Linked DNA regions of Homo sapiens: region 2 is linked to region 1. A link is an interaction called in ENCODE POLR2A ChIA-PET data of the cell type or tissue named here. Cell type or tissue: PC-9. All regions are shown on one strand.

The links. Peaks named below come from ENCODE experiments on the same cell type or tissue, not always from the same donor. Only the 100,000 strongest peaks of a DNase experiment are listed, where the experiment ranks them.
Region 2: POLR2A ChIA-PET joins it to region 1 with 5 read pairs; 3 of 35 experiments call an interaction of 5 or more read pairs at or near these places.

Annotation. Positions count from the first base shown.
Region 1 is chr9:131,247,160-131,251,159 of GRCh38, reverse strand. No RefSeq gene overlaps it. Among named protein-coding and RNA genes, the nearest start is that of FAM78A, 27 kb to the left of the region's middle. In PC-9, no CTCF peak of the experiment used is centred here; no DNase peak of the experiment used is centred here.
Region 2 is chr9:131,081,238-131,085,237 of GRCh38, reverse strand. It overlaps LAMC3 (laminin subunit gamma 3), which reads right to left. Exons shown (of 28, transcript NM_006059.4): 24 at 3,077-3,179. Among named protein-coding and RNA genes, the nearest start is that of AIF1L, 13 kb to the left of the region's middle. In PC-9, a CTCF peak has its summit at 1,822; a DNase peak (open chromatin) is centred at 2,197; H3K27ac peaks cover 730 bases.

The DNA.
Region 1 (4,000 bases):
TGGTGAAACCCCATCTCTACTAAAAATACAAAAATTAGCCAGGGTGGTGGCAGGCTCCTGTAATCTCAGCTACTCAGGAGGCTGAAGTAGGAGAATTGCTGGAACCCGGGAGGCGGAGGTTGCAGTGAGCCGAGATTTCGCCATTGCACTCCAGCCCAGGCAAAAACAGCGAGACTCTGTCCCAAAAAAAAGGCATAGGTACATGTGGCTCCTGGAGTCAGAACTGTGGCTGGCCGCCTGCCTCCTTGGCAGGCAGTCACCTTCCCGGAGCTGCAGAACTTTTTCATCCTACAAATCTGAAACTACACACATTAAAGGACAGTTCCCCCTTCTCCTCTCTTTCCAGCCCCTGGCAGCCAGCACTCCACTCTAAGAGTTTGCCCTTTTGGCCGGGCGTGGTGGCTCACGCCTGTAATGCCAGCACTTTGGGAGGCCGAGGCGGGCGGATCACGAGGTCAGGAGATCGAGACCATCCTGGCTAACACGGTGAAACCCCGTCTCTACTAAAAATACAAAAAAATTAGCCGGGCATGGTGGCGGGCGCCTGTAGTCCCAGCTACTCAGGAGGCTGAGGCAGGAGAATGGCGTGAACCCGGGAGGCAGAGCTTGCAGTGAGCCGAGATCGTGCCACTGCACTCCAGCCTGGGCGACAGAGCGAGACTCCATCTCAAAACAAAAAAAAAAAAGAGTTTGCCCTTTTTTTTTTTTTTTTTTTTTTTGAGAGGGAGTCTCACTCTGTTGCCCAGGCTAGAGTAGAGTGGAGTTCAGTGGCGCCTCTCAGCTCACTGCAACCTCTGCCTCCCAGGTTCAAGTGATTCTCCTGACTCAGCTTCCTGAGTAGCTGAGATTACAGGTGCCTGCCACCACACCTGGCTAATTTTTGTATTTTTAGTAGAGACAGGGTTTCACCATGTTAGCCAGGCTGGTCTCGAAATCCTGACCTCAGGTGATCCACCCTCCTCGGCCTCACAAAGTGCTGGGATAACAGGCATGAGCCACCGTGCCTAGCCTTGAATTTCTCTTAAGTCTTAAGAGTAGGAGCAGGGGAGGTGATGTTGCTCAAACTCTTTTTTTAAAAAAACAGCTTTTTTTAGGTATAATTAACATATAATATGTAAAGTGAACAATTTTTTAGTTTTTAAGAGATAGGGTCTTGCTGTGTTGTCCTGGCTGGAGTGAAGTGGTATGATCGTAGCTCACTGTAGCCTCAACTTTCCAAGCTTAAGCCATCCTCCTGCCTCAGCCTCTGGAGTAGCTGGGACTATAGGCACAAGCTACCAAACCTGCTATTTTTTTTTTTTTTAAGACAAAGTCTCACTCTGTTGCCCAGGTTGCTCACTACAACCTCCGTCTCCCAGGTTTAAGCAATTCTCCTGCCTCTCCTGAGTAGCTTAGATTACAGGCACCTGCCACCACGCCTGGGTAACTTTTTGTATTTTTAGTAGAGACGGGGTTTCACCATGTTGGCCAGGCTGGCCTTGAACTCCTGACCTCATGATCCACACGCCTCGGCCTCCCAAAGCACTGGGATTACAGGCGTGAGCCACCATGCCCAGCCTAATTTTTGTATTTTTTGTAGAGATGGGGTTTCGCCATGTTGGCCAGGCCGGTCTCAAACACCTAAGTTCAGGCAGTCCTCCCACTTCGGCCTCCCAAAGTGCTGGGATTATAGGTAAGAGCCACTGCACCCAGCTATTAATACTTTCTTTTATGGATTATGCTTTTGGTCTAAGAAATCTTTGTTTAATCCAAGATTATGAAGATTTTCTCCTGTGTTTTCTTCAATAGTTGATTTTATATTGATGTCTATGGTCCAATTTTGAGTCAGTTTTATATGTGCAGGGCAGGAGTCAAAGTTCTCATTTTGGCACATGGAGACCTAATCGTCCCGGCAGCTTTTGTTGCAAAGCCTGTCCTTTCTCACTGTGTTACCTTCCACCTTTGTCGAAAATCAAGTGACCAGATACGTGTGGATCTATATCTGGATGTTCTATTCTGTACAATTAACCTATGTTTCTTTAAATCTTAACACCAGGACCACATGGTCTTGAATAATGTAGCTTTCTAATATGTCTTTTAAAATAATAGTTGTATATATTTTGGAAGTACATGTACTATTTTAATAATTTATATATATAAATTATATATATTATTATTATTATTTTTTTTTTTTTGAGATGGAGTCTCCATCCGTCTCCCAGGCTGGAGTGCAATGGCACGAACTCGGCTCACTGCAACCTTCACTTCCTAGGTTCAAGTGATTCTCCTATTTCAGCCTCCTGAGTAGCTGGGACTACAGGAGTGCACCATCATGCCTAGCTATTTTTTGTATTTTTAGCAGAGACAGGGTTTCACCATGTTGGCCAGGCTGGTCTTGAGCTCCTGACCTCAAGTGATCCTCCCCCTTCATCCTCCCAAAGGGTTGGGATTACAGGCGTGAGCCACCGCACCTGGCCAAATTTTATAATGTCTTAAAGAAAAGAAGTGTAAGTCCTCAAACTTTGTTCTTCTTTTCCAAAATTTTATGAAATATTTATAGCTCCTTTGCATCTCCATATGAATTTTAGAATCAGCTACCAAAAAAAAAAAAAAAGAAGTCTGTCGGGATTTTGATTTTGATTGGGACTACATTGAATCCATAGGTCAATTTGGAGAGAAGTGGTAACTTAACAATAGTGAATGTTCTGATTCATGACTGTGTGTCCCGTTTATTTAGGTGTTCTTTAATTTCAATCAGCGATGTTTTGTAGTTTTTGGTGTACAGTCTTGCACGTCTTTTTTTTTTTTTTTTTGAGATGAAGTCTCGCTCTGTCCCCCGGCCTGGGGGGCAGTGGCACGATCTCGGCTCACTGCAACCTCTGCTCTGGGGTTCATGCCATTCTCCTGCCTCGGCCTCCTGAGTAGCTGGGACTACAGGCGCCCGCCACCACGCCTGGCTAATTTTTTTCGTATTTTTAGTAGAGATGGGGTTTCACTGTGTTAGCCAGGATGGTCTCCATCTCCTGACCTCATGATCCGCCCACCTCGGCCTCCCCAAGTGCTGGGATCACAGGCGTGAGCCACCGCGCCCGGCCGCACATCTTTTGTTAGATTTATACTTAGGCAAATCATATTTTTGTTGCTATTGTAAATGATATTGGAATTTTGAATTCCAATTTCTGATTACTTATTGGTAGTATTCAGAAGGACAATTGTTTTCTGTTTATTGAGCTTGTATTCTGAAGCCTTCTTAAGTCACTTACTAGTTTTAATAGCTTTTTCTGGCCGAGCTTAGTGGCTTATGCCTGAAATTCCTGTACTTTGGGAGGGAGAGGCGGACGACTCGCAATCACTTGAGGTCAGGAGTTCCAGAACAGCCTGGCCAACATGGCGAAACCCCATCTCTAGTAAAAATACAAGAATTAGCTGGGCATGGTGATACGCGCCTGTAATCCCAGCTACTCAGGAGGCTGAGGCCCGAGAATTGCTTGAACCCAGGAAGTGGAGGTTACAGCCAGCGGAGATCCCAGCATTGCACTCCAGCCTGGGTGACAGAGTGAGACTGTCTCGAAAATAACTTTTTCCCTAGATTTCACAGGATCTTCTGAGTAGATGATTATGTTATCTGCATGTAAAGCCTGTTTTACATCTTCTTTCTAAGCTACATGCCTTTTGTTTCTTTTCCTTGCCTAAGTGCATTGGCTAGAACCTCCTGTGCAATGTGAATAGAAGTGGTGAGAGTAGATATTCTTGTCTCGTTCCCTATCTTGGGGTGAAAGCACTCTATCTTCACCATTAAGTACGATGTTAACAGTAGGTTTATCTTAGATGCCTTTTATAAGGTGGAGGAAGTTCCCTTCAATATCTAGTTTGCTGAGAGTTTTTATCAAGAATGGACATTGGGTTTTATCAAATGCTTTTCCGGTATTTACTGAGATAATCATGGTTTTTTTTTTTTTTAATTTTTTACTCTGTTAATATGGTGAATTACATGGATTGATTTTCAAATGTTGAATCAACC
Region 2 (4,000 bases), 170 kb after region 1:
GGGGACTAGCACAGTCCATGGCTCAGTCTGCTCAGCTCGGCATTTTCATGTACTGCCTACGTCTAAACAATGCTTTAAGGCAGTGTATAGTGATGGGTAAATCAACAAATGGATCCTTACCATGGAAAACCAAGAGTCTGATGTAACTGGAGGGATGAGGAAGGACAGAGGAGAGGGAGAAGTACCAGAAAATCTCGATAATGACATTGCAGAAACCAAATGTTTGATTGACCACTGAGCTTTCAAGCAATCAAGACAAAAAGGGAAATGTTACAATTCTCTTTTTTTTTTTTTTTTTTGAGACAAGGTCTCGCTCTGTCACCCAGGCTGGAGTGCAGTGAGACAAGGTCTCGCTCTGTCACCCAGGCTGGAGTGCAGTGGAGAGATCTCAGCTCACTGCAACCTCTGCCTCACGGGTTTAAGCAATTTTCCTGCCTCAGCCTCCTGAGTAGCTGAGATTATAAGCACACACCACCATACACGGCTGGTATTTTTTTTTTTTTAGTAGAGATGGAGTTTCACCATGTTGGCCAGGCTGATCTCAAATTCCTGGCTTTAAGTGATCCACCCACCTTGGCTTCCCAAAGTGCTGGGATTACGGGTGTGAGCCACCACACCCAGAGGAAATGTTAGAATTCCCATAGATTTTATTATCCAATAAGAAGTAGTTTATTTCTTGGTAAACAAAGAGACTATTTCCTTTCCTTTCAGATAAAATTCTAAGGGAAATTTAGTCAGGTGCGGTGGCTCATTCCTGTAATCCCAGCTACTCTGGAGGCTGAAGCAGGAGGATCAGGCCAGGAGTTCAAAACCAGCCTAGGAAACATAGTGAGACCTCATCTCTACAAAAAGACAAAAGCTTAGCTGGGCATGGTGGCACACACCTATAGACCTAGCTACTCACGAGACTGAGGTGGAAGGATCACTTGAGGCCAGGAGTTGGAGGCTACAGTGAGCTATGATTGCACCACTGCACTCCAGCCTGGGTGACAGAGTGAGACCCCAACTCAAAAAAAAATTCTAAAGGAAGTTTATCATCAAAAGAACTGAATACAGGCCAGGCACGGTGACTTACGCCTGTAATCCTAACACTTTGGGAGGCGGAGGCAGGTAGATCACCAGAGGTCAGGAGTTCAAAACCAGCCTGTCCAACCTGGTGAAACCCTGTCTCTACTAAAAATACAAAAAAAAAAAAAAATGCCGGGTGTGGTGGCGGGCACCTGTAATCCCAGCTACTCAGGAGGCTGAGGCAGGAGAATCACTTGAACCCAGAAGGCAGAGGTTGCAGTGAGCCGAGATCATGCCACTGTACTCCAGCCTAGGCAACAGAGCGAGACTCTATCTCAAAAAAAAAAAAAAAAAAAAAAAAAAAGCACTTATTACAGTGGACAAAGTAAAAGTCAATTTTTAAAATGAATAAAGCCTTCTAATCTTTGAGGGCATAATATTATAGAATTGTTCCATCCAGAAATTAGACCTGCTTTGCTCCTTGTACACAAAATTGATGTTTCTCAGCATGTATTGTGTGGAGCCCTAATTCTCCACGGTGTTAACAAACGTTAGGGGGAAGTGTCAATTAAGTTGAAAGTGAAGCAGGTTTCTTTATTACAGGCCTTCTCAGAACCTTTAATATTCTCAAGCGTTCTCTGTAAGACCTCAAGAGGATGCTGCAGCAAGAGACAGTTCCTAAACTTATTTGAACACAAACCCTCTCTTGGCAGAGCGTATCAATAGGCTAGGAGACCCCCGGCCACACCCTGGGGAAGACTGCTCCACAGTTCACCTTGTGAATTTTCCTTTTATCCTGAACACCAACTGAGCACAGCCAAGCTGGTGGTAAGAAAGGGTGTCTCTAAAATGGGATCAGAATGGGGAAAAGAGCCTGGGGTTAGAGGTTTGAGGTTAGCCCTCCTGTGGATTATGGGAACAGTGCAAGGAAATTTCCATCCACTACACACAAGAATGTTCTCATTCTCAGAACCCGACAATGAGAAGGTAAAAGCTTGTAAGGTAGTGAGCCCCCCATTGTTGGAGATAGGCAAGCTGAGGGTGGGCGAGTCCACTGCCAGGTGTGAGATTTGCAGCAGATGACCTTAAGACCTCTTATAATTCTAATGTTCTAAGATCCTAACATTCCATCATTATAAGTCATTGAATGTACCTTTTTCTAAATATGACTCTAGATACTTAAGCACACACGGCCACGCCTTTCCGACAGGAAGTCCCCAAACGATGGGTGACTAGGACTTCAAGCCGCCAGGAAGCTGGGGAACAGGAGCACTGACCAGCCCATCCTCTGCCCCAGAGGGGCTGGGTCCACAGCTAGCGCTCCATCTCTTCCGGGCAGTGGGCAGGGCTGGGGAGGGAGGCCACAGAACAACAGCAGAAGCCTGACTTCTGGCCTCAGACCCCAAGAGACATCTGGGGTTCAGAGTGTGTTCCTGCCTTATCCAGCCCGTTGGATAAGGAGCCACAAACAAAGGGTGAGGGGGCTTCTCTCTGGAGCAAATTGGGTATCACAGAAGCCCATCACACAGGTGGATACTTGCAGAATCGTAATACTTGCTGGCTTCTATTCCCAGCTTAGCTCTGACCCAGGGATGAATAGCAATTCCTTTCCTCAGCCTACCCATCTGCAAAATGGGGGCACTAGACTGGCATCAACCCATAGCCCCTTCTAAAGAGAAACTCCATCTGCTTCCCATAGCCCCAACTCAACATTGGACCCGGACAGCCATATTTGTATCAGATAACTAACTGGAGCCCAGGCCAGAGTGGACTTGACCTGGTTGAACAGCCAATGATGTTAGAGTCTCCTCTCACTTGGTCTGGAGGGGCTCTGCATGTGGTCTGATGACCTGGGGTGTATGGGATAGCCACATGGGCAAGTCCGAGGTGAGTGATGTATGAGATGGGGCAGGATCCTGAGAGGTGGAGGGAAAGTCTGTTTGGCTTAATTAAGCCCACAAGACCAGACTCCTGTCCTCTGCAAGCCTGCCCTGGCTGAGGCGAGAGGTGAGTGGCTGTCAGGGGCGTTCGTCATTACACAGCCTAGTGGTCAGCTGGACTCACGTACCTTCCAGATCAGCCAGCAGAGTCCTGGCTCCCATGACAGTCACTGTCGCAGCCTGGACAGATGAGGAAGCCTGGGTCAGGGCGGCTCTGGCCTCCTGGTGCAGCTGGAGAGAGATGAGGAGAGGCTGGGCAGCTGGCTCCACAGGAGCAGGGCCCAGGGGCAGCTCAGTGGGCACCAAACCCACATACATGGGTGCCCAAATCATCACCAAATCCCTGACGCTGGGTCACGCTGTCCACCAGGAGCACCTGATCTGTGTTATTATACAAAAGTTGAACTCCGAATGTCTCCCAAGAGATACCTGTCCACAAAAGCCCGGAGGAAAACTAAAACACTAGAATTAAAGGAACGAGAACACCTGAACATCTCTTTAGAACATGTTCTATTGGCCAGGCACAGAGACTCACACCTGTAATCCCAACACTTTGGAAGGCCGAGGTGGGCAGATCACTTGAGGTCAGGAGTTCGAGACCAGCCTGGCCAACATGGTGAAACCCTGTCTCTACTAAAAATTTATTTAAAATTAGCTAGGTGTGGTGGTGCATGCCTGCAATCCCAGCTACTGGGGGAGGCTGAGGCGGGAGTATGGCTTGAACCTATGGGGCAGAGGTTATAGTGAGCGGAGATCAAGCCACTGCACTCCAGCCTGGGTGGCATAAAGATTCCATCTAAAAAAGAGAGAGAAAGAAAGGAAGGAAGGGAGGGAGGGAGGGAGGGAGGGAGGGAACACTGCTCTATCTCAGCAAGTGGATGTGAAAATCGCAAATCTGTTTATGACACCACCTTGACTTATGGAAGATCAGTTTCTTCCCCACTGCCACTCAACAGGACTAGATACACTGAAAGAATTTGGGTCTGATAGATGAGTGGGTAAACAAAATGTGCTTCATCCACACACTGGAATATGACCGAGCCTTTCAAAGG